4 separate regions of the Mus musculus genome follow, and all the other regions are linked to region 1. A link is a contact called in ENCODE POLR2A ChIA-PET data. All regions are on one chromosome and are shown on one strand. Each heading gives the region's core, a stretch centred on a gene start or an enhancer-like site at or near the end of the contact. The rest is flanking DNA. Distances are from core to core; before and after follow the strand shown. Region 1 holds the start of Hexim1 (hexamethylene bis-acetamide inducible 1). Region 2 holds the start of Kif18b (kinesin family member 18B). Region 3 holds the start of Eftud2 (elongation factor Tu GTP binding domain containing 2). Region 4 holds the start of C1ql1 (complement component 1, q subcomponent-like 1).

The links. ChIA-PET counts read pairs that join two places held with the same protein, here RNA polymerase II (POLR2A).
Region 2: POLR2A ChIA-PET joins it to region 1 with 39 read pairs in embryonic stem cell. The contact joins the promoter of Kif18b here to the promoter of Hexim1 in region 1. POLR2A ChIA-PET finds 5 or more read pairs at or near these places in 4 of 5 experiments (Patski and embryonic stem cell).
Region 3: POLR2A ChIA-PET joins it to region 1 with 17 read pairs in embryonic stem cell. The contact joins the promoter of Eftud2 here to the promoter of Hexim1 in region 1. POLR2A ChIA-PET finds 5 or more read pairs at or near these places in 4 of 5 experiments (Patski and embryonic stem cell).
Region 4: POLR2A ChIA-PET joins it to region 1 with 12 read pairs in embryonic stem cell. The contact joins the promoter of C1ql1 here to the promoter of Hexim1 in region 1. POLR2A ChIA-PET finds 5 or more read pairs at or near these places in 3 of 5 experiments (Patski and embryonic stem cell).

Annotation. Positions count from the first base shown.
Region 1 is chr11:103,113,498-103,119,356 of GRCm38, forward strand. It overlaps Hexim1 (hexamethylene bis-acetamide inducible 1), which reads left to right and starts at 2,828. Exons shown (of 1, transcript NM_138753.2): 1 at 2,828-5,859. The coding sequence starts at 3,425. The coding sequence ends at 4,495.
Region 2 is chr11:102,922,362-102,928,021 of GRCm38, forward strand. It overlaps Kif18b (kinesin family member 18B), which reads right to left and starts at 2,763. Exons shown (of 16, transcript NM_197959.2): 1 at 2,622-2,763.
Region 3 is chr11:102,876,871-102,882,647 of GRCm38, forward strand. It overlaps Eftud2 (elongation factor Tu GTP binding domain containing 2), which reads right to left and starts at 4,105. Exons shown (of 28, transcript NM_011431.3): 1 at 4,025-4,105; 2 at 740-848. The coding sequence starts at 844. Ccdc103 (coiled-coil domain containing 103) reads left to right here and starts at 4,354. Exons shown (of 5, transcript NM_028492.3): 1 at 4,354-4,445; 2 at 5,482-5,561; 3 at 5,675-5,777. The coding sequence starts at 5,684.
Region 4 is chr11:102,943,539-102,948,729 of GRCm38, forward strand. C1ql1 (complement component 1, q subcomponent-like 1) reads right to left here and starts at 3,178. Exons shown (of 2, transcript NM_011795.3): 1 at 2,327-3,178. The coding sequence starts at 2,923.

The sequences.
Region 1 (5,859 bases), core at 1,578-4,077:
CAATCAAGTCCTCTAAAATCTGAAGCATGGACATTTTGACTCTTGCAGCAAGTTGTCTGCAAAGACTCCTTTTCCTCTTTATTTTTTAAGACATTTAAATATATTTTATGTGTATGAGCATATATGACTCTGTAGCACACATGCCTGGTGCTGGTGGAGGTCAGAAGAGAGCATGGGATCCTTAGGAACTGGGGTTACACTTGTGAACTGCCACGTGGATGTTGGGGATGGAGCCTGGATCCTCTAGAGAACAAATGCTCTTAACTATGCAGCCATCTCCCATACCTTGAGCCCCCTTTCCATCTTTGTTCTTGGTCTCCTGGTGCGTTCTAAGTAATGAATGAAGAAAGACAGGCTTTTCAGGCAGACCAGGTTTCTAGCAATGCATGGAAAACAAGCTAGAATGGTCATTTTCAAAACAGCTGCATGTCCCCTTAGGGCATTCTCACTTGCTTCCCCTCGAGACTGTCTCACACTAGATTGCGGCCCCACCCAGCACTCTGAAGTTCATAAACCCTTTTACTTATGAAACACTTTTAACCTGGGAGGTGATGTGCACCTAATTATTACCGTGGTGCTGAGGCAGGAGGATCTGCATTTCAGGCAAGACTATATTATATCCTGAGGCCTTGCCTCAAAAACAAAATTGTGCTTCCTGCTCCTTCCAAGTCAATTGCTCCGTAATACACAGATTTCCAAGTCCCAAGCAGTCTGATTGCAAGTTGCTGCATGGATTTTCTTTATTGCCATTTGGCTCACTGTGGCCGGGCTTCATTGTGCAGTCCTGGCAACTTGAAGCTCCAAAACTTTTTATCTTTTTTGTCCTAACAAATGACTGCCAATTTGTAATAGTTTGCAATGAGCTGAAGCTTTTACTGGAAATAAAAACTTACTGAGGGAGTGTGGGAGAAAGGATTTTGTGTCTTGTTTTTAATTTTTTTTTTTTACATATCTGATTTTTTTTTTCTTTCCTGCATGTGTGTACAGCATATGTGCCTGCTGTCAATGGAGGATATCAGCTCCTCTGGATCTGCAGCTATAGACATTTGTGAGCCATCGTGTGAGTCCCAGGGAGCCAATCTCAGGCCCTCTGAAGAGCAGCCCGTTCACTAACTGCTGAGCTGGCTTTCCAGGTCTTGGCTTTTGTGTTTTTGACAGAAAAACCGTATTAGATGACGCAAGGAAGACCCGCTCTAGTTACAACTGCCTCTTCGTTGTCAGGTGACCTTGGATAAGTCACTTGATTTCTCCAAGGCGCAGAGCTTTCCTATAGCTAAAATGGCGGCTAACTCCTGCCCTACCTCGCTCACATGGCTGCGCTGGTCAAATAGTTTCATGTGTAGAATCTCACTCCATTATGGCTGGAATGTAAGGAAAAAGAAGAATGGCTCACTGGGTACTCAGGCAAAGGGAGAAGTGGCAATTACGCCAAGGGGATTAAAGGGAGTTTTTCGGGTCCTTCTAGTAGGGGAAAAGAATGTGAATCCCTTTTAAGGGGGAGTAGAACCCCCACTTCACCCCCAATGTACCCTACGGCCCTGGGTCAAGCACACCCATTTCAGGGAAGGCCTTCAGCTTTCCTTCTCGAAGCCTTCCCCCCAACACACACACACACCTCATCTCTGTGGATGACACCCCCTTTTTTCGGGAACGCATAGATTTTTGGGTTCCTCCCCAACACAGACTTCGCATCAATTGGCCCAATCTCTCCAGAGTATCCTGGCTAGGGAAAGGTTTGCGGTATCGGAAGCGAAGAGGCCAAGTCGACCCCGGGAGGCCATTTTCTTCGGCAGAAGCCGAGGTTCGGGGCGAGTCCTTCCTCCTCACCACGCGCTTCCCATCCGGGCTCAGGCGGAGAGCTCGGCCGCGGAGGACCACTTTGCTTTCACCTCTGGTGCGGAGATAGCTCTTGGCCTGGGTGGCTGCTCTCACCTAAGGGCCTCCAGGATAGCCTGAGGACCGACGTCACTCAGGACTCGAACCCGCCCTCTCAGTTCCTGAGGCCTAGTCTGAAGCTGATGCTCGGCAGGCCACCACACTGTCCCTTTAAGGCGGCACTTCTTAATTCATTTGTTTACTTCTTCATGCGCTTTTCGTCTTTTTAATAAATAGTTGTCCAAAATATCCTTCCGCTTATCTCTCTCCAAGAAACCCATCACCTACCTCAGAGACATTATTGTAATTTTAAGAATCCAATGTCAGTAATCACGACTAACAGCTCTCTTTATAGAATTTAATCCTCTTTTACACTTTAGGGACTACTTTTTAGGGACAGACCATTTTTGCATAAGTTGAAAACGGTTTATGGCCATCAGAACCTTTCCGCTGAGAACAGAATATGACAGTAGATTTTCAAACGCACCTTTTAATAAAAATATTCTGTATAAGCTCCCAAAGGTCATGGAATCTTCTTGTATTCCTGAAGCACAATGGTATGGTCCAGAACCCGCCCCATCTCCTCTGTAATTGGTCTTCCTTCCTCGGAGAGACGAATAACTCTTGCCCAATGACTGCTCACGTTTCTTCAGCGAGAGCTAAGCGATGGAAGAAGGCGGCCTGGGAGACGCCCCCTACGCATTCTATGATTGGCTACGTTGCACGGCGCGCGAGGACGGCGGGCCCGAAAGAAGGGAACTACGACTCCCGGCTGCCCCACACCTGGACTCCGTTACGCATGCGCATGGGCGGGGCTTACAAGCTTCTATATATAAGAGGCGCCGAGGGCTTGGAGACAGCAGTTGGAAGTTGGCAGGTGGAAAGTCAGGTTGGGAGGGGAAGCCGGAGGAGGAGGCGGAAGAAGAGCTGTCTGAAGGGGGAGGGAGGGAGGGAGGAAAAGAGGAGGAGGCGGAGGAGAACTGAGCGGAGCATCGAGCCAGAGGGGAGATGAGTTTGTCTGTCCTCGGCTAAGGCTCCGGCCCGGCCTGAGGAACTGGGAGCTCGGGTTGGAGCGACACCCGTGGAAGTGGGAGGTGGCGGCTCTGGGACTTTAACCCCTTGTGGGCTCTGCGGCAGGGGATTTAACCCTTTGTGGATTCGGCCCCTCCGAGGCAGCGTCATCGGGTAGTTTTAACCCTTTCGGGTTGGGTTTAACCCATTGGACTTAAACCTCCTCTCCTTGCGCACCAACTCCTCGTCTGTGGGAGCACTCGGCGGGGAGGCGTGAAGCCCACCCCTCTGCATATTTGCATACGGTGCCTGCTGCTGAACCCCCGGACCTGCTAGTTGGCCACGCTTGTGTGCGCTTAACCCTTTATTGACTGGACTCCAAGTTGCGATTGGAGTTTGCTGACAGGACGGACGGAAGGCGTCACTGCAGAAATTACTGACCGAAGAGGACTTTGTTGGACATATTTTGAAAAGAAAGAAAAACCTCTTTCCTTAAGCCAGAATTTCTCAAACTTCCAGAAGAGAACTCTACTAAGCCATGGCCGAGCCACTCTTGACAGAACATCAACACCAGCCTCAAACTAGCAACTGTACAGGTGCTGCTGTTGTCCATGAAGAGCATACCTCTGAGCGCCCCCCAAGCGCGGAGGAACGGGTGCCCAAGGAGGACAGTAGGTGGCAATCGAGAGCGTCCTTGCAGTCCGGTAGCCGTCCAGGGCAGGAGGGAGAAGGGGGCCTGAAGCACCAGCTGCCCCCATTGCAGACGAATGCCTGTCCAGAATTGAGCTCCCTGGAGAAGGGCGAGAAGGGCCAGAATGGGGAGGACTTATCCACTGGCGGTGCCTCCCCGTCGGCGGAGGGAGAGCCGATGTCAGAGTCCCTCGTGCAGCCAGGTCATGACTCGGAGGCCACCAAGCAGGAGGCTCCTGCCGCCGGAGGCGAGGAGCCATGGGGACAGCAACAGAGACAGCTGGGCAAGAAAAAACATCGGAGACGCCCCTCAAAGAAGAAGCGGCATTGGAAGCCCTACTACAAGCTGACTTGGGAGGAGAAGAAAAAGTTCGACGAGAAGCAGAGCCTGCGAGCTTCGCGGGTTCGAGCCGAGATGTTCGCCAAGGGCCAGCCAGTTGCGCCCTATAACACCACGCAGTTCCTCATGGATGACCACGATCAGGAGGAGCCTGATCTCAAAACCGGCCTTTACCCCAAGCGGGCAGCCGCCAAATCCGACGACACCAGCGATGAGGATTTTGTGGAAGAAGCTGGTGAGGAAGACGGAGGCAGCGATGGCATGGGAGGGGACGGCAGCGAGTTTCTGCAGCGGGACTTCTCGGAGACGTACGAGCGGTACCACGCCGAGAGCCTGCAGAACATGAGCAAGCAGGAGCTCATCAAAGAGTACCTGGAGCTGGAGAAGTGCCTCTCCCGCAAGGAGGACGAAAATAACCGGCTGCGGCTGGAAAGCAAGCGGCTGGGAGGCGTCGACGCGCGAGTGCGGGAGCTCGAGCTAGAGCTGGACCGGCTGCGCGCTGAGAACCTCCAGCTGCTGACCGAGAACGAACTGCACCGGCAGCAGGAGCGAGCGCCTCTTTCCAAGTTCGGCGACTAGACTGAAAACTTTTGGGGGGAGGGGGCAAAGGGGACTTTTTACAGTGCTGGAATGTAACATTATATACATGTGTATATAAGACAGCGGACCTTTTTATGACACATAATCAGAAGAGAAAATCGCCCCGGCTTTGGTTTGGTAAATTTAGCTATGATGTTGCTTGTGTGCTTTCTCCTGTTCTTTAATTATGTGAAACTGAAGGGTTGCTTTTCATGTTTTCCTCCTTAGATGTTGTTTCTTAATGTGCAAGTAATCTGACCAAGTTATAATGCATTTTTCTGTTTTAAAAAAAAAATCCCCTCCTTAAGCGGAGCTATAAGGTGGCCAAATCTGAGACCCATTACATTCATTCTAGTTATAATAAATTTAATGTTTGTAAATGTAACAGTTTCAGTGTGATTTCTAGAGATTAAAAATCGTGCTGGTTTGTGTGACTGCACTTTTGAGGTGGGGTACCAAGATTGTTAAATTTATCTATTTGCAAAAATACTTGAATAGAAGAAATTCAGTTTGTTCCCTCCACCCCCACCAATGGGTTTTTAAATTTTCAAAATACAGTTCAGGTAAAATGTACTCAATGTTGTGCCTGCTTCCTAATGCTGGGGAGTAGAAAGTGGCTACAGGCAGCAGCTTAGCTTGCGCACCTTGATGGCTGTTCAAAAGAGTGCTAACAAAAGTATAAGCCTGATTTGGCAATTGTTAGATAACGAAAAGCCTCATTTCATCTCCACAAGTCAATTTTTCAGTAATCCTGGCTTCCGTCCTAACCACCCCACAAAATTCCAATGGAGTTCCTGTTTGCCTACCTTGGTAAGTAAGGCTCCTGGTAAACTTGCTTTCTTAGTACATCCAAGAGATAGCCAAGATAAACTTGTGAGAAAACATGTTAGCGATATGTTGGACTTCAAATGGCTAAGTGATCTAAGGACTTAGCATCAATGTCTGACACTTAAGTACTTTTTCTATTGAAAATAAGAAAGAAAAGCTGCCCTTTCCATTAGAATCCAACTGAAATTTGAAATGCCCCTTTCTACAAGTAAAGCTGGCTCAGGAGCGGGCTGAGGTCTTTAGATGATGAATACAAACCCTGCATGTTTCCAGTACTGCAGCTATTCTCAATCTCCTGGGCTGCCTGGACAGCTGCCTAGGTTAGGCTGCTCTTGAAAATGCAGGGAGGCTCTGAGAACTAGGCCTTATCACAGAATCAAAATGGTAAACTCAACAGTTCTCTCATGTCAGTATAGTTAATGCAACCCTGTCACCTGACCTGTGTCAGTGTTTCCTTAGGGCAATTATATTGCTAAAATTATTAGCACAACTGGCTCCGTAACTTGGAGTCTTAAAAACCATAGGGGGCCTTGGGG
Region 2 (5,660 bases), core at 1,513-4,012, 190 kb before region 1:
TCTCGGCACGCAGCAGATGCTGACCGTACTTGTCCAATGAATGAATAAGGGCCAGAGAAGAACAGAGGCTTGACCCTAAAGCCTCTATAAATATCATAGCTAACATTTACAGAGTGCTTCACCGAGTGTATCTGCATGGTAAACACGCTATGCTAAATGCTTTCTTTTCTTTACAAATGGCTTCTTTTAGCTTTCCCAACAATCCCATTCTGTGAGAATTGGTGCACAAAGTCATGGAACAAAGATACCCCATCAAATAGATAGTAGGCAAGGCTAGAATCTAAGCTCGCACCGAGACACTACTCCATCCTTGCACTAGTTCTACCTGCAGGTCAATCTAGTAGGGTTTTTTTTGCCCAGCTTCTGGGCTTTGTACATCCCTCACCTTGGCATCCATAGAGCAGTGTGTTACAATAACTGCACCCTCCTGCACACAGCTTGCTTTTGAAGTAGAATATCTTACATAGGCTATGCTTTTTCTATCCAGTGCTGGGTGCTGCACATGTCCTAATGCTGAGCTATAATATAGTTGATGCCTTTCTTTTGTTTTTCCTTTTCTTTGATCTGGATATACAGCTCAGCTTGGCCTTGAGATCCTGGTGCCTCTGCTCTCTAAGTGCTGGGACTATACGCACACGCCACCACTATGTCTGCCTTGCTTATTCCCTCTTATAAGTTGTGATTTATTTTTCTTGTCTTACTGGCTAGGAATCCTAGAACAGGATCGGCTGGAAGCAGCGATAGTGAGTGTTCTCGCATCTTTACTCATTTACAGGGGAATGTTCTTTGTCATTTCATATTTTGTTAGCTTAATGGCATTTGTCTCCATCCCCAGGTTACCCTGACCCACACTCGCAGACACTGAGCCCTGGCAGTGCAGAGGACTGAACTTAGGACCTTGAACATGCTACTTTCTGGTTCCTGAGGTTTTAGATGAGGTTTTTACAAGCACACCTATAAAAAGGGTAGACTTGTAATTTTAATCGCGTTCAAAATAAAATCTAGACTCTTAAGATGGAAAGAAAAGGTTTGCTTTTCTAATTGACTGTAAATATCTGGGAATTGAGTGTTTGTTTGTTTGTTTTCATTTGTGTGAAGGTAAATTTTAAGCTAATTTAATCACCTCATTGACCTCACACCAACTAAAAATTTCTATAGCTTCTATTTTGGGAGGACCGTGGTGAGGGTGCTGAGAACTAAACTCAGGCCTCAGTGCATACCAGGGAAGCATTTGCCACTAGCTCACACCCCTAACCCCATGCCAGCTCTCTTTTAACTATAATTATGATCTATTTAACTGACTTCAGTGTATTTTTGTTTTAAATTCCCAAGTGTGAATTCAATTTTTCATTTGTATTTGTGTGTGTGTGTGTGTGTGTGTGTGTGTGTGTGTGGTGTTTTGAAAGAGTCTCAATACAACTGGCCTTAAACTCAGAGACTCTTCTCCTCTGCCTCTCTCTCAGGGGCTGGGATTATTTTACTATGCCTAGTTTGTATTTATAACTTAACTGTTTGTGGAGAGAGAATATAGTTTATACAATATTATGATAATTTCAGTTGCTGTGTCACTAGATAAGAGAAAAGCTTTGCAAATGTCTCTAATAATATGATGCTTCTATACTTTTTTTTAAAAAAAAGGTATTAGGGCTAGGTTTGATCTCTAGACCATGAGAGAAAAAAAGGTACAAATGGAGCGAAATTAGATAAAAACAAAGTAATGGAGAATGAGATGCCTTAAAATCCTGACTGGCAGAGGGCATGGTTCCATAATGAAATAGGCATGGAAGAAATAGGATAGGGACATTGAAGGAAGCGCTGTTAACAACAAAAAGCTCATCCACAAAAGTAAAATTATATATGTCCTCCCAAGTCAAGCTTAACTACACTCTGTGCCTCCGTTTCTCAACATGCAAATTGTAATATTTTTTAATTATCTGTCTCACCAGGTTTGTGTTAAGCTTGAATGGCATTCGGTTTTTAAGTGCCCAACAAATATTAGACACCGCTGGTAAAGTTATATGATACATCATTTCCCTATGATGCACTGAACCACCAAAACCAACACAAACCAGTATTTTAAGTTCTTTGGCACAAAACAGGCTCTACCTTGTACTTGTCACAGTAGCTCAAATGTCCAAGGCTAAAAGACTCGATCATCCTGGTACTAATAGAGGCCTGGTTTTCTTTCATGCTCGCCAGTGTTTAGGAGTGTCCCAGTAACCAAGCTGCCTCCCTCGGTACACACACAGCCGCGTAATCAGCTCTGACAAGAGGAGCGGAGTGGTTCTCCCATTCTCTCCTGCCGGGCGTCCCAGATCTCCAATTCTGACCTGTAGAAAGACCCAATTCCACCTCCCACACGAGGAGGGGTAGCTGCTACGGAGCCGGGTGCACCTTTCAAAGGACCGGGTATACATGAGAGGACTTAATATGGGCCCCGGACCGTGGGACGCAGAGATCACGATCGGCTGCATTCTCGGTGTAAAGGAAGTGCCCTCCTACTCGTCCCTGACCTGCCCAAACAAGTGCTGATTCGGGTTCCAGACAACTGCAGCGAGCCCGCGCAAACGACAGCTCTGCACCGAGCCCGCGGGGCCGCCCCACCGTCGACCAAAGCCTACCTCTCGTCGGTTCCCGGTGCTGGTGTCGGGGGTCGCTTACGCGTCCCTCCGCCTCGGACAGGAGCCCTCGGATTCAGGAGAGAGCTCCCCCACACCCGATTCCACCGAACCAACCTTCTTCCGGCGCGGCGCGTTCAAACTAGCCGGTCCGCTCATCCGCGCTTCTCATTGGTCACCGCCCGGCTCGCTGATTGGCTGTTTCCTAAGTAACAAAGACAGCCGGGGGTGCGCTTGCGCACTAGTTCTCTTGCGCGCCTTGGGTTTCTTTGGCCAAATCAAACCGGACGGAGCGGAATTGCCACCAGAATCGAGTCTCTAGCAGTGTAACCAGGGGGCCTGCCCCGTCTCTGTGGTCTGTGGGCTGAGTTCAGCAGCGGTTACAGCGACCACACATTCGACAGAATTTAAAACCTGCTTTTGTGGCTTAAATAGGCACCCTCCAATTCAGAGTGGCTCGTGCCTTTAATCCCATCACGCAGAAGGCAAAGGCTGGCGGATCTATTTGAGTTCGAAACCAGCCACCCTCCAGGTAGAGCGTTCCAGGCCAGCCTGAGCTACATGAGAACTTTACTCGATCTCTCTCTCAAGTAAACTGTCCTCATGGTGGCGTTGTGAGCAAGTCTGGGGCATGTAAAGGTTACTGTAGGGTTTCTTTCACCACAACTGTGAACAAGCTAGTAGAGTCATTTAATACTGGATAACTTGACTCAAATTATTTATTCACCACACTTAGTTTAGTGAGGACAAAAACAACAAAATTACATGAAGTTAGGGTTAGTACAAAGATACAAGAACACTGAATACTCTTGCCTTCTCCGTCTCCAAAAGGAACAGTTGTTTAATGATAGCTTCCTGGTAAAGAAGTTCCCTCCTCGCTTACTGTAAATCTGGTTTTTTTGTTTTTGTTTTTGTTTTGTTTTGTTTTTTTGCGCCCTAAACGTCCCCACACACACACACACCCCAAGCTGAGAACCAAACCCAAGGCCTTTTCTTTTGAGTGAGTGAAGTTTGCTTGGTCTTTCATTTTATTTATTTATTTTTTAATGTATATGAGTACACTGTTGCTCTCTTCAGACACACCATAAGAGAGCATTACAGATGGTCGTGAGCTACTATGTGGTTGCTGGGAATTGAACTCAGGACCTCTGGAAGAGCAGTCAGTGCTCTTAACCGCTGAGCCATCTCTCTAGCCCCCAAGGCCTTTTCTTTACCACTGAGCTAAATCCCCATAAGTAAAAATTAAAAAAAAAAAAAAAAACGTAATGTGAATAACGCACCTTGTAGATGTTCAATAAAATGGCACTAGGTGTTCTCAGATTCATTCAACGATTGTTATGACAGGTTCAGAGGTTACAGTGATATGTGATATACAGAGCTCCCAGTCTATAGGAAAAACTTAGATATTTATCACAGGTGGGGATTGTGATACATGCCAAGGCAGGAGAGGGAAAATGTTACAAGTTCAAAGCCAGCTTCATGTACATGGTAAATACTAGATCAGCCTGAACTATAGGGAGTTCCTGAAAAGGGACAGAGGTGGGGGAGAAGAGAATTAATAACTAATAATAACATAAGATGATACAGGGTATAGTTAAAACATGCTGGGTATAGTGAGTTGAATATATTTGGTCCAGGGAGTGGCACTATTTGAAGGTGTGGCCTTGGAGTAAATGTGTCACTGTGGGCCTGGGTTTAAGACCCATGTCCTAGCTTCCTGGAAGTCAGTATTCTCCTAGCCACCTTCAGATGAAAAGGTAGAACTCTCAGCTCCTCCTGAGGCGTGCCTGCCTAGATGCTGTCATGCTCCCACCTTGAGGATAATGGACTGAACCTCTGAACCTGTAAGCCAGCCCCAAGTAAATATTGTCCTTATAAGAGTTGCCTTGGAGCCGGGCGTGGCGGCACATGCCTTTAATCCCAGCACTTGGGAGGCAGAGGCGGATTCCTGAGTTCGAGGCCAGCCTGGTCTACAGAGTGAGTTCCAGGACAGCCAGAGAAACCCTGTCTCGAAAAACCACAAAAAAAGGGGGGTTGGTGAGATGGCTCAGAGGTTAAGAGCACCGACTGCTCTTCTGAAGGTCCTGAGTTCAAATCTCAGCAACCACATGGTGGCTCACAACCATCTGTTATGAAATCTGATGCCCTCTTCTGGAGTGTCTGAAGACAGCTACAGTGTACTCACATATAATAAATAAATTAAAAAAAAAAAGAGTTGCCTTGGTCATGGGGTCTGTTCACAGCAGTAAAACCCTAAGACAGAAGTTGGTATGAGGAACCATACTCGGTACTGCTGAGATAGGCCTGACCATGCTTTTGTTTGTAAGAATGTGGACTTTGGATTTGGACATCAGTGGAATGCTTAAAGTGGTGCTTAATGGGCTATCCTAGTAGGAATATGGGAGACTTTGTTGCTGAGAGTGATTTGAACTGTGTAGACCTGGCCTAAGAGGTTTCAGTGGAGAAGAATTTCAGTGTGTGGCCTAGAGACTATTTCTGTGATATTTTGGTGAAGAATGTGGCCGCTTTTGCCCTTGTCTGAAGAGTCTATGGTGAGGCTAAGGTAAAGAGATTTATATTAATTGCATTGACAAAGTAAGTCTCAAAAAGCCCAGTGGGGACTTTGTTCTTTGGTTAAGTCTCATGAAGAACATTTTGAACAAGCATAGCAAGCTTAGAAAGGAAAGGTATAAAATATGTGGTATTAAAGGGGCACCAGGAAGTGAAATGAAGCTGAATCCTGTGTTCAAGGATATTAAATCGAATTAAGGGAGTGGTGAACTTGGCTTGAAATCCCACCCAGCTAAATTCGGTTTCAGGCATGGTAGTACAAGCCAGGAGGGGCAAAGACAAGCAGATTTCTAAGTTTAAAGCCACCCTGGTACAGAGCAAGTTCCAAATAGAAAAAAACTTAAAATTCAGGCATGGTGAACCACACCTTTAATCCCATGCTTAGGAAACAAGCATGCAAATCTCTGAGTTCAAAGTCAGTCTACAGAGCAAGTTCCAGGATAACCAAGCTTAGGAAGAGAATAAATTTGT
Region 3 (5,777 bases), core at 2,855-5,354, 240 kb before region 1:
TATTTGGAATGTCAAGAAACATAACAGTACCCCTCCTTTTTTAAAAAATACTATTTTTATTAATTCTTTGGTGCTTTTTTTTTTTGAGACAGGATCTCATTTAGCTCAGGTGCTTTCCTCAAACTCATTATGGAACCAAGGCTCCTTATTTTTGGCCTCCATTTCTAAATGCTGGGATTACATACACTCCCGGCTTTACAGTGTAGTGCCTTTTGAAAGCCATTTCAAACCATTCTGGACATTATCTCCCACTCCTAAACTGGAGCAACAGGAACTGCCCCCCACCCCTTCATATGCCTCTTTTAAAATCGGGGCTTAGGAAGGAGTTCCAAGTGCAGACATGCTAACACAGTTGTCTCCCCATGATGAATAGGGGTCATTCCTTTTTGTCAAAAGATACAACCAGGAACTCAAAGAGCTATTACAGAACCATTACTAGAGCGCAGATCAAACCCAACTCATGAATGAAACCCTTACAGCCACTTTTAAACTTTAGGAGCCAATATAAAGTCCCAATACAAGTCATATAAACAATCCAACAGTAGCCAAGCCATTAGTCCCGAAAGTTGCAGGCAGAGGCAGGCTGGTCTATGTGAGTTCTAGGAGAGCCAGGACACAGTCTGTGCCTGTCTTGAAATCCACCCCCACTACCCAGGGAAAATTAGAGATGCGTGCAGGTCATTGTGGGAATGTTGTCTGTAACGGGAGGGATAAAGAAAGAAAACAGTGTGTGTTTTACCTCATCAAGATCTTTTGTCTCTCTTCCCAGTTCATCATCATCTTCATCAGAATCAAGCTCTGGTCCAATATAATTCCCAAACTCATCATACAAGTCAGTATCCATGATGCTAAAATTCAAGGAGAGAAGAGTTAGGGACTGGCAAGTAATGAAAGCCTGCACCACACACCCTTACCTTTCCTACCACGTAGGCAGGTGGTGACTGGGCTGAGTGACTGACCAGGCTACTGAATAGTGTCCCCAGAACGCAGACCTTTCTCTACTTCTCTGCCCTGGTTCATTCTATCTTCTTATAGCCCACACTCTTTTATTAGGGACATTCTTTGTTGCCTCAAACTCTATGTAGTTCATGCTGGTCTTAAATTTCTGATCCTCCTGCCTTAGCCTCCAAAGTGGTGGGGTTACAAACATAGGCCCAGGCCTAGCTTTATTTAAACATTTTATTTATCTATTTTTATTTTCTCTGTATGGGTGTTTTGCCTGCATGTATATCTGGGTACCATACACATAGGCACACATTGCCCATACAAGCCAGATCCCCAGGAACTGGAATTGCAGACAGATGTAAGCTAACATGTGGATGATGAGAGTTGAACCTGGGTCCTTTGAAAGAGCAGTCAGTGGTCGTAACCACTGAGACATCTTTCCAGTCCCATCTGGCTTTATTTTTACATTTAAAATAGGTTCTCACTGTTATCCCAACCTGGCCTTCAACTCAAGATCCTCTGCCTCTGCCCCCCCCCCCCACATAACAGGTGTACAAGTAATGCCTAGTCCACCTATTCCCTTTCTGTATTTATTTAATCAATTAAACTGTGTGTGTGTGTGTGTGTGTGTGTGTGTGTAATTTTATGCATTGGATCATTTAGGAACATGAGGATTGTCATGTGAGTTCTAGGTAGGATCTAACTCCAAGTCTTCATGGTTGCCTAGCAGGTACTCTGAAATGCTAAACTCTCTTTCCAGCATCTCACTTAAAAAAAAAAAAATAGTATTCTCAAAATATCACAATGCAATCATCAAAATAAAAATGAATACCAGCAGGTTATACTACCTAATCCACAGGCTCCACCAAGTTTGAGAAACTGTTCCAGTCACAAACGACACTGCTAAGGACACAAACTAGGATCGTACTTGACTTTCACGTGACACTTTTCCAGATTACAAACCAAGGCTTTTGAAGAATCTCCCTTCGTGTGGCTTTGCCTCTGCTCTGAGAGGTACACGATTCCAACTTGTCCTCACTGATGATTCTAACTTTGACCCTTAATTATGGTGACAGCGGACATGCTTGTCCCTTAGTGATGGGTAAGAACTCATTGTTCTCACTGCTCTTTTAAAGGACCCAGGTTCGAATCTCATCAACCACACGCTACCTTACAATTGTCTGCAACATCAGCAGATTTCCCCCCACTTCAACGACTGAATATTCTGTTCAAAAGAACAGTTTAGATCTCACCCTACCAGCCTTCCCAGCCCCTCAGCCTCTCACTCTCGTCAGTATCTTCTGTCCCAAATGCTAGGCAACTGTTGTTATTCTAAAAAACAATTCTACGGTTTGCGAGCAACACAAACCAGAGCAGGGGAAAAAGCATCAGGCCCCTGGGGTTAAAGACCTCGATCCATCCTATCTTGGCCTCATTTCTAAGGATGACGTAACTCACAGAAGTTAGTTTACCTCCTTAGAGTGATTTATTATTGCCTAAAACCTTATAAAGGCAATGAGTAAGTACCTAGCTGTGCAGCCTGATAACCTGAGTTCAGTCCTGGAAACCCACTGAAAAGCTACATAGGGTAGTGTGAGTGTCTGTGATCCTAGACGGCCAACAGGAAATGGGAGGCAGAGATTCTCTGAAGCTCAGAGCCAGCTAGCCTGGTATTGGCAGTAAGGAGGAGATAGGACCAAACCCTGAAGCTGTCCTCTGACCTCCACCTGCAAGCCACAGCACATCTGATCCTCACTTACTACACAGAAACACACACACACACACAGAAACACACACAGTGTGATTATCCAAGCATAGGATCTTATACCCATGATCCTACATACATCCTGAGAGACCCTGTCTCAAAAAGCAACAAGTAACAAATGTTGGTCATAACAAAACTTGACCTTCTTGAGCACGTGAATCCCCATGCTCCTTTGTGTTCACGCACCAATGCCCCTGACAGCACCTTGCACAAAAAGACACTCAGTAAAGCTAAGGGAGTGGAATGTTTTGTTCTGAAATTCTGGTATTTCTTACAGTATACCTACTGTTTTTATTTCTAAGAGGCAACCACAATTATGTTCATTGTCTTCTCCCAAGATTACCATCACAAATTTTTAAAGAAGGTTGTTTACTGAACAAGCCAAACTCATCTCTGCCCCCAGGATAATTGTCATTCCCATTGTCCTCTGGCTATGTATACCTTCTTAATTCATTTAACTCACCCTTTTCCTTTAATGTCACCTATTTGTCACTCCACATATACTTGCCAGGCCACCCTTACACTAATCTCTTAGTGTGTGGCTGGGTGCTTAAGATCGAATCCTGGGCCTCACACTCTACTAAACACTTCTCCACCGAGTTACACCCCTCGCCTAAGTAAAGTCAAGGTTATGCCTGAGTAGTACTTAGGGAACATGTGTGTGTGCCCGCTACTGATAAATGTTAATAATAAAATAGGAGCAAAACGACAACAGTGCCTGGGACAAAATAGGCCCTCAATACGTTTTGCTAGTTTTGTTTTTCGAGGGTGGCTTTGGGTAGGGGAGTGAATTAGTGATATGCTTAGTTTAAGTAAAGCTACTCTAAATAACCAAAACTGCATCTTCCCACTGCAACGCAGAATCTCAAAGGAATGCTGGAATCTTTTCTGGTTTTGGCTTTTTGAACCAGACCCGCTACTTAGCCTTGAACCTGCACCAATATTTCTGTCTGCATCTCCAGAGCGCAAAAATTAGGCACTCGCCATCACAGTCAGCTCGGATGCAGAATAGTTTGAAGATGGAGACAGTCTGGCGGTGAAGCAGGCACCGATGGAAGGGGGAGTGGCAGGGGCCTGGGTCTTTACAGCGCCACCTCTACTAAGGGACAGGATCTTAACCACGTTGGGGACCGCGGAAACCCCGGAATCGACGGTGTGTGCGTGCGTTGGGGTCTTTCATTCTCTTTCCCACGCCAGAATTCAATTTACGCGTTCGTTAAGCGAAAGGGATAAGTACTATATAAATCGCCTCTTCCCAAGCTCATGTTTCGCTCGTTCCCCAAGCCCCGAAAGGACCCTTCCCGGCCAGCTCACCCGCCGAATGCTCAGCCGAGTGCCCCGGTCCGCCGCCTGAGCCCGCGCTTCCGCCGCACGCCGCGACAACGCCGGCGCCCGGCGCTAGGAAGGACCCCGAGCGCGTCGCCGGACCGCCTCGCCTCGGAGGACAGCTCTGCCTAAGGAACAGCTTCGAGAAATTCTGGCCCCGGAGACAGAAATGGGAAAGGCCAACTTGTTGGTCCTCAAAACGAAGCGTGGACTTCTCCACAAAAAAAGCAAGGCCGGAGGATTCTGATCAGGCGCCTTAGGACAGCCTGAAAGGAGGGCCTTCGGGCCGGTCACGTGGGCAGACTGGTGGCGCCGTTGCTAGGCAACAATCTCTGTTGCGAGGGCGATGCACTAAGGTGTTCTACCAGATCCGGGGTTTCTCGAGAGAAAGCAGGGAGTCCAAGACTGGGTGAGGGTTTAGGGACAGTAAAGGGGATTGCTCTAGTCATTCTATAATTGGAGAAGGCTTAGAACTCGACAGAGAAATGGGTCGGGTAGCGAGAGTCTATCGTCTCTATTGCTTAGAGGCTGAGCCTAGATCATGATGAGCTCAGAAGTTTTGGAGAGAGCAAACTAGGCACAGCGAGATCTCCTCACCCCCCAAAATATTGCTTAGGGTATGAGACTCTTGAGTACAATTGTTGGCTGAGTAACACAGCCCACTTCTCGGCGTTCCATTTCCCATCATGGTTGGGATGGCTGTGGATTTGCTTGCGGACCAGCTCATTTCCTGCCCTAGGGCTGATCATGAGTGAACTATGGCTCCAGCTCACCAGGATTCTGAGGTGGAAAGAGGTATCATAAGTAAATGTCAGAAGCCAGACCGGAACACATAGCTTCCTATGAAAACAGCCCCATCAGACACATACCGGGAGGCGGCAGGACTTCAGTGGTAGGACTGGAGATAATGCCCACACAGCACACATTTGCCTGCCGCTCTGTGCTGCTCAGGGATTTGGGGATGGAGGCTACTGAGTTTTCTCCTTCTGACACTTCTCAACTTCCTGCTTTGTCATTGCTTTTGGTTGAGGTGATTTTTTTTTCTTCATTAAAGACATTTAGTGAAGTGTGAAATTTTGTCCTTGAGCTGGAGTAGATAATAAAAGAAACCTCTCTGTCTCTCTCTGTATCTGTGTCTGTCCTCCCCTCTCCCCCCCTCCCCCGCTCTGTTCCTTTATGGTAATAAACTGATATAGAGAAATCCTATGTGAAAGAATGAAGAGTCAGAAATCTGAACTCCAAATTGCCTCCTCAGATGAAACACCTGAATTAATAGGTGTGTGTGTGTGTTGTGGTTTTGTGTTTTGCTGGGGATCAAACCCAAGGCATTTGCATTCACAAGGCAAAATCCTACCGCTGATCCAGCCCTTAGTGTCTAAAATATTGTTAGAAGCAGAGAGCAAAGTCAAGACTTCAAACGGGAAACCTTTCTGTTTTGTTCTCAGTGAGAAGCCTGGAATACATTTTCATCACGCAATTCCATTTTACCTGTAAAGGAAGAAACTAGATTTTTATAACACTCCAGGTTAAGTATCAGATTGCTTTGGGTCATTTCACATTCTGGCAATGAATCCCAGGGCATCATCTTTACCCTGAAGACTTAAGCTCTGCTGACATGCATTCTTCTTGCCTTCCCAGGCCTTAGCCATGGAGAAGAACGATGTAATCAACTTCAAGGCCCTGGAGAAAGAGCTGCAGGCTGCCCTTGCTGCTGACGAGAAGTACAAAAGGGAGAACGCAG
Region 4 (5,191 bases), core at 1,928-4,427, 170 kb before region 1:
TGATCCTGAAGGCACTGAACGTGGAAGGTTCTCCCCTCGGCCCCCACGCACTCTGCAGCCCGGCCATTCTTATCCTCTGCCTAGTTAAATGGCTTCATACCTCTAAGCCAGTCTTCCCCTACACATGACCTTCTCCTTCCTCCTCAGTGGTGTCTCCTGACTTGGTAATCAGAGCTGCCATCCCTTCCTCTCTGCCAAGTGGTTCTGAGCTAGGGTAGGGCGGACCCACCACCGGATCTCTCTCTCAGAGGACACATTTGGAAACAGGAGTTGCTAGGTGCACCCCCAGCCCACCTTTAATGCAGTGTGTATTGAGTGTGTTAGTGTATGCCCAGTACTATTGTGCCCACTACATAAGCCATAAAGTCTTAGAGTGTAGATGGACTAACCTACTAACCCCTTGGTGCCCAACAAGCTTCAAACCTTGTTTCTTGTGGAGGGCACAGCTAACATGAGGGCTCATTGGTAAGATTCAGCCAGCCTCTTGGACAATCTGGAAGAAGTCACAAAAGGCTGTAGACTCCATTGTTATTCTTGGTTATTTTGTTGTTGTTGTTGTTGGGGGGGGGTGGTCTTGAGTACCTGTTAATGTGCTAAGTCTTTGAAACCCTAAAATTCCCATCCAGTGATCCTGCAGTAGCCTGTGGTCCTCTCAGCTTGTTACCTCTCCTCCATTATGCTCTGACAGCATCCTAGCACTGCTGGTAGGGAAGGAAGGGATTAGGGAATGTTTCCGCCTCCAAGGGACTAAGGCAAGCAGCCCCACTACAAGCACCTGCTATCTTGGGAGCTTCCTCATGCCCTATAGCTGGGGCCCTGCTGTGACCCCCTGTGGTCTAAGCAATGTCTAAGGGACTAGTGACCACTCTCAATGCCAGCAAGCCCCTAGTCCCTGAAGCCTTCACTTTGGACTAGCTCAAACTTTCTTTGCAGAAGGAAGACAGTCCCTCAATGAAGGTGACATTGCTGCATGCCTTATTGGTGATTAATAAGGGGACTTGTGGGGCTGTCTGCATGAGCCTTTGCTAGATGTTGGAGCCTCCCAGTTTGGTCAGGAACCAAGGACAAAGAGGAGAGACACCAGAAGCCTGATAGACACAAATGGGAGAGAGTCACAGCAATAGAGAAGTGGGGGGAGGTGAACCCAGAGAAGAGAGACAGAGATGAATGGCAGATTCCAGTAAGAAATGGTCAAAAGACAGAGCAAGAAGAGGCAGACACGATAGTGGGGACTGGGAGGAGCAGGCAGAAGAAAAAAAGAGGACAGACTTCCACACAGATAGGCTTTCTGCCCTTTCTCCTATCCCCAAACTTTGCAGATACCCAAGCAGGGTAGTGCTGCAGTGGGAGGGGTTCCGAGAAGATCTGGAGTCTCAATTGTAGGGGATTCCTTCCAGCTTCCACTTGCCTACCCTCAATTTTGACCCTGGCCTCAGCTAAAAGAAGGTTCAGTCTGACCACGCCCCCGGGGTGGGGCCCCTGTAACCCAGAGGTGAGAGCGCAGGGAGCTGAGAACCCAGGGTGGGTGGTTCCAAGGACACCGCTGTGCATCCGTGTCTCAGACACGTGCACACCAGCTCCCTATTTTCTAGGATACTGGAGGAGCTGTACCTGGAGACTTTAAGGAGGGGAGTTTCCATCACTCCGCCCCGCCTCTAGAGGAAACTTTTTCCCGGGAGGCGCAGGATAGCTCTGTTACTCTGGGAAAAGGTGGAGCATTCCAGGGGGGTTGCAAAGGGTGTTCGTTCAGCTCGATGGTCCCTTCTCTAGGGCCAGGGATGTACTGCAGTTAAGGCTATTGGGCAACGAACTCCCTCTGCCTTTGTGCGCAAAACATTTCCTGCAGCCCTCCTCCTTCTTCTCCTGAGCGCACAGCCACTCGTCTTAGCGCCCTCCGGCGCGGAGACTGCTTCTCCTTATCCTTGCCCTAGAGCATCCTTGCTGTTCCCTTAAAGCCAGTCGGCGTCAGCTTGAATCTTAGCTCTCAAGAGAAATCAGCCTGAATCAGTCTCCCACGGGCCAAACCCCTACGGACCAGTTCGTGCGCCCTAGAGCCCTGTGATCTGACTAGTTGGATTTATCTTTACGCATTTCCACTCCGCGGGTGCCCTGTAGCCTCTCCCTTAAGAGCTCAAGCCCAAGGGTTGAAGACTCAGGGGTGCCCGCTAATTACAACCATTCTTCACATGATAGTTAAGGGGGCCGCTTTAGGGTCTCCACCTACGCCTGCCCGGTGTGCCTGTCGACTCTGATCCAATACGCATTCTCCTGGGGGCTCCCTGGGAGCCCTGCCCCCAGGTCAGCCCCACGCCCCCTCATGGCCCACCTGGCCGTTCTTGCAGAGGTCTGCCCACATACTGGTGCCGTCGCCGCCGCGCATGAGGACGTGGTAGGTGAAAAAGTAGGTGCCAGGAATGTTGCATGTAAACTTGCCGCTGGCCGCATCGTAGTTGTTGCCTAGGTTGGTGACCACGTCGTCAAACTTGAGCACCTCGTAACCCTCATGAGGGTTCTTGAGGCCGGCGTAGAAGGCCACGCGTGGCACCGTGGTATAGGTGGCCGTGCTGATGGCGCCGCTGCCTCCCGAACCCGGCAGGCCAGGAGGACCAGGCTTGCCTGGTTCACCCTTCTCCCCAGGCGGCCCCACAGGACCTGGAGGGCCCCGGTCTCCTGGAGGCCCCGGAGGGCCCGGCTTGCCCGTGCGGCCCGGCTTCCCCTGGGGGCCCTGCACCAGCGTGGAGGGCGGAGGCGCACCGCTCTGCTCGCTCAGAGCGTCGCCGCCGTCGGACCGCGCGCCGGCGCCGGGGCCCCGCGCGGGATAGGGGTCGCACACCATGCGGCAGGTGCCCAGCATCTCATAGTGGCCGTCCGGGCCGCCGGAGCTCACCAGCACCGGGATGAGCACCACCAGCACGAGCAGCATCACCACGCCCGCGGCGGCAGCCAGCAGGGTCTTCCGGCCGGCGCGGAGCCTTGGGAGAGCCGGGCCACCCGGCCGCGCCGTCGGGGCAATGATGCCGGCGGGTAAGGGGCGCGGGCGCGACGCCCGCGCTCAAGGGCGGTCCGGCGGGGCTGCGGGCATGGGGCCGGGGCCCGGGCGCCGCGCTGCGCTGCTTGCGCTGCGGAGCCCAGCAGCCGGCTCCGGCCTCGTGCTTCCCTCCCGCTGCGCTGCCCGACTGAACGCGGCCTCCCGCCTAGCGCCTAGCTCCTCCCGCCTTCCCTGGCTGGGGCCACTGCCTCCTCCGTTGGGCCCCGCCCACCCGCTCCGCGGGGCTCGGAGAGGGCGAGGGGTGGGGCTGCGGGCGGGGCAGGCGCCTAATTGGGCCGCGGAAGCCTCAAGGTGGGAGGGGCAGGGAGGGGCGGGGCTATGAGAGTGGTGGGCATCACGGAGGGAGCTGGAGATTGAGGCTCAGAATGGGGAAGGGGCTAGAGTCAGGAATGAGTAGGACCAAAGGGCAAGCGGAAGGAGGAGCCACAAGGAGAGGCAGAGAGCTCAGCGTGGCATTGAGATAGATGTTCCGTGGGTCAGTTCCGAGGAAAATCGTGACAGAGGGGCAAAGGACCACCACCTGCAGGAGGTCGAAGGATGCAACATTGCCCCCTGTCTGCAGGGGACAAAGAGATGTTGCAGGGGGTGGAGGGTTACAGAGTGAGGAACAAGAGAGTAGAACAAGAAAGAGGATGAGGGCTAAAGCCTGGAAGGAATACTGGGGAGGGGCGTTCCATAGGCACCCAGGCCTAGCATCCAGATAACCCGTCTGGATCCTTTGCTTTTAGGGTGCCCAGAGGGAATCTCTGAATTCTAATAGCAGCCTGACTTTTTATCTGATTCTAACTACTTCAGGGGCATTCTCTCCCAGGTGGCAGCGTCTTCAGCCCCTTCTTTTCCACTGCCCCAGGGGATATCTTCTAGGCTGCCTCTACCTGTGGCCTCTTCCATGAGGCCTTTTCTGATCTGAGCTACTAGCTAGACAAGTGGGAAATACGGACCCTGAGAAAATGAAGTACCCCTCCCATGTCATCTCTTAGTGTTAACCAGTCCTAGGTGGTTCTGCGTTTTCTAGCACTCCCCAGAAAGAGGGGGGTTGATCTCTCCTAGCCCCTTAGGGGACCCCCCTAACTCTTACCCCATCACGTTCTTCTAGTGCAGGAAAATGTTTAGGTTGCATAAACTGAAATGTGTCTGCTTCCATCAACATATTTGTCATATTCTGTGAGTCCCAGCTCAAGCTGTGTTCCTCCTTCACCCTCCTTTATCCGAGGAGGAGGGCTGTGTCTTTCTGAGGCCTCTGGCCACGATAAACAACAACACTCCAGACTCATTCTTTTTGCCTGCAAGACTCCTCCCAGTTCACACTCCCACCGCCGACCTCCCACTGTCCATTTGATTCCCTGATTATCCCTACCTAAAACTGAGATGCCAGAATAACCAATGGTAGAAGTGGGGGTGGGCGGGACGCTGCCAGAGAGGACTTTCCAAATACTAACCCGGGTCAGCATGACATCCATCACCAAGGAGGAGGGAGCTAAGACAAACTGCGTTGGATGCTTTGTATGTATGGTCACATTTGATCTTTACATCAATCTAGATATAAAGCCCACCATTATCCTCGTTTTACAGATGGAGAACAGAGGCTCTGCGAACTTAAAAGAGATTTGCCCCCAAGTCACGAAAGTAAGATGTGGTGGAGATGGGATTCAAGCCTGCAGCCTTGCCCCTCGCTGTTTCAATCTCAACGCGACAGGGTCTCTGGGGCCTATTTATTGTCGAAAGTGCAAGGTGATGCGAGCATGCCTTAGGACCCCTACACTCCTCCAGGCAGACTCAGGCCGGGTAGCCCTCAGCTTTCAGCTGTCAGCGGCCTCCTGGTCCCTCGGGACAGTTTCTTAAACATGATTCCCTTTAGAAGGACAGGGCTAGTGAGTGACCGGAGGGGCACTTGCACGGTCATGGGTATGATCTATCCAGACCCCCAGCCTTCTAGACAAGCCCTCGAGCCCCTAGTCCCCTAGGCTGCTGGCGTTCGTTAGCTGCCCGAAGCTGTGGCTTGGCGGGCGGGGGAACAATCCACCAGTCTGCGGCGGCAGAGGAGGGGACGGAAGGCAGCCACCTCACCCCCGTGCTCGCCGGGGCGTCCGAGAGGCGCGCTCGTCGCCGCACCGCGATCCGCCCCCCGCTCTGAAAGCGCGC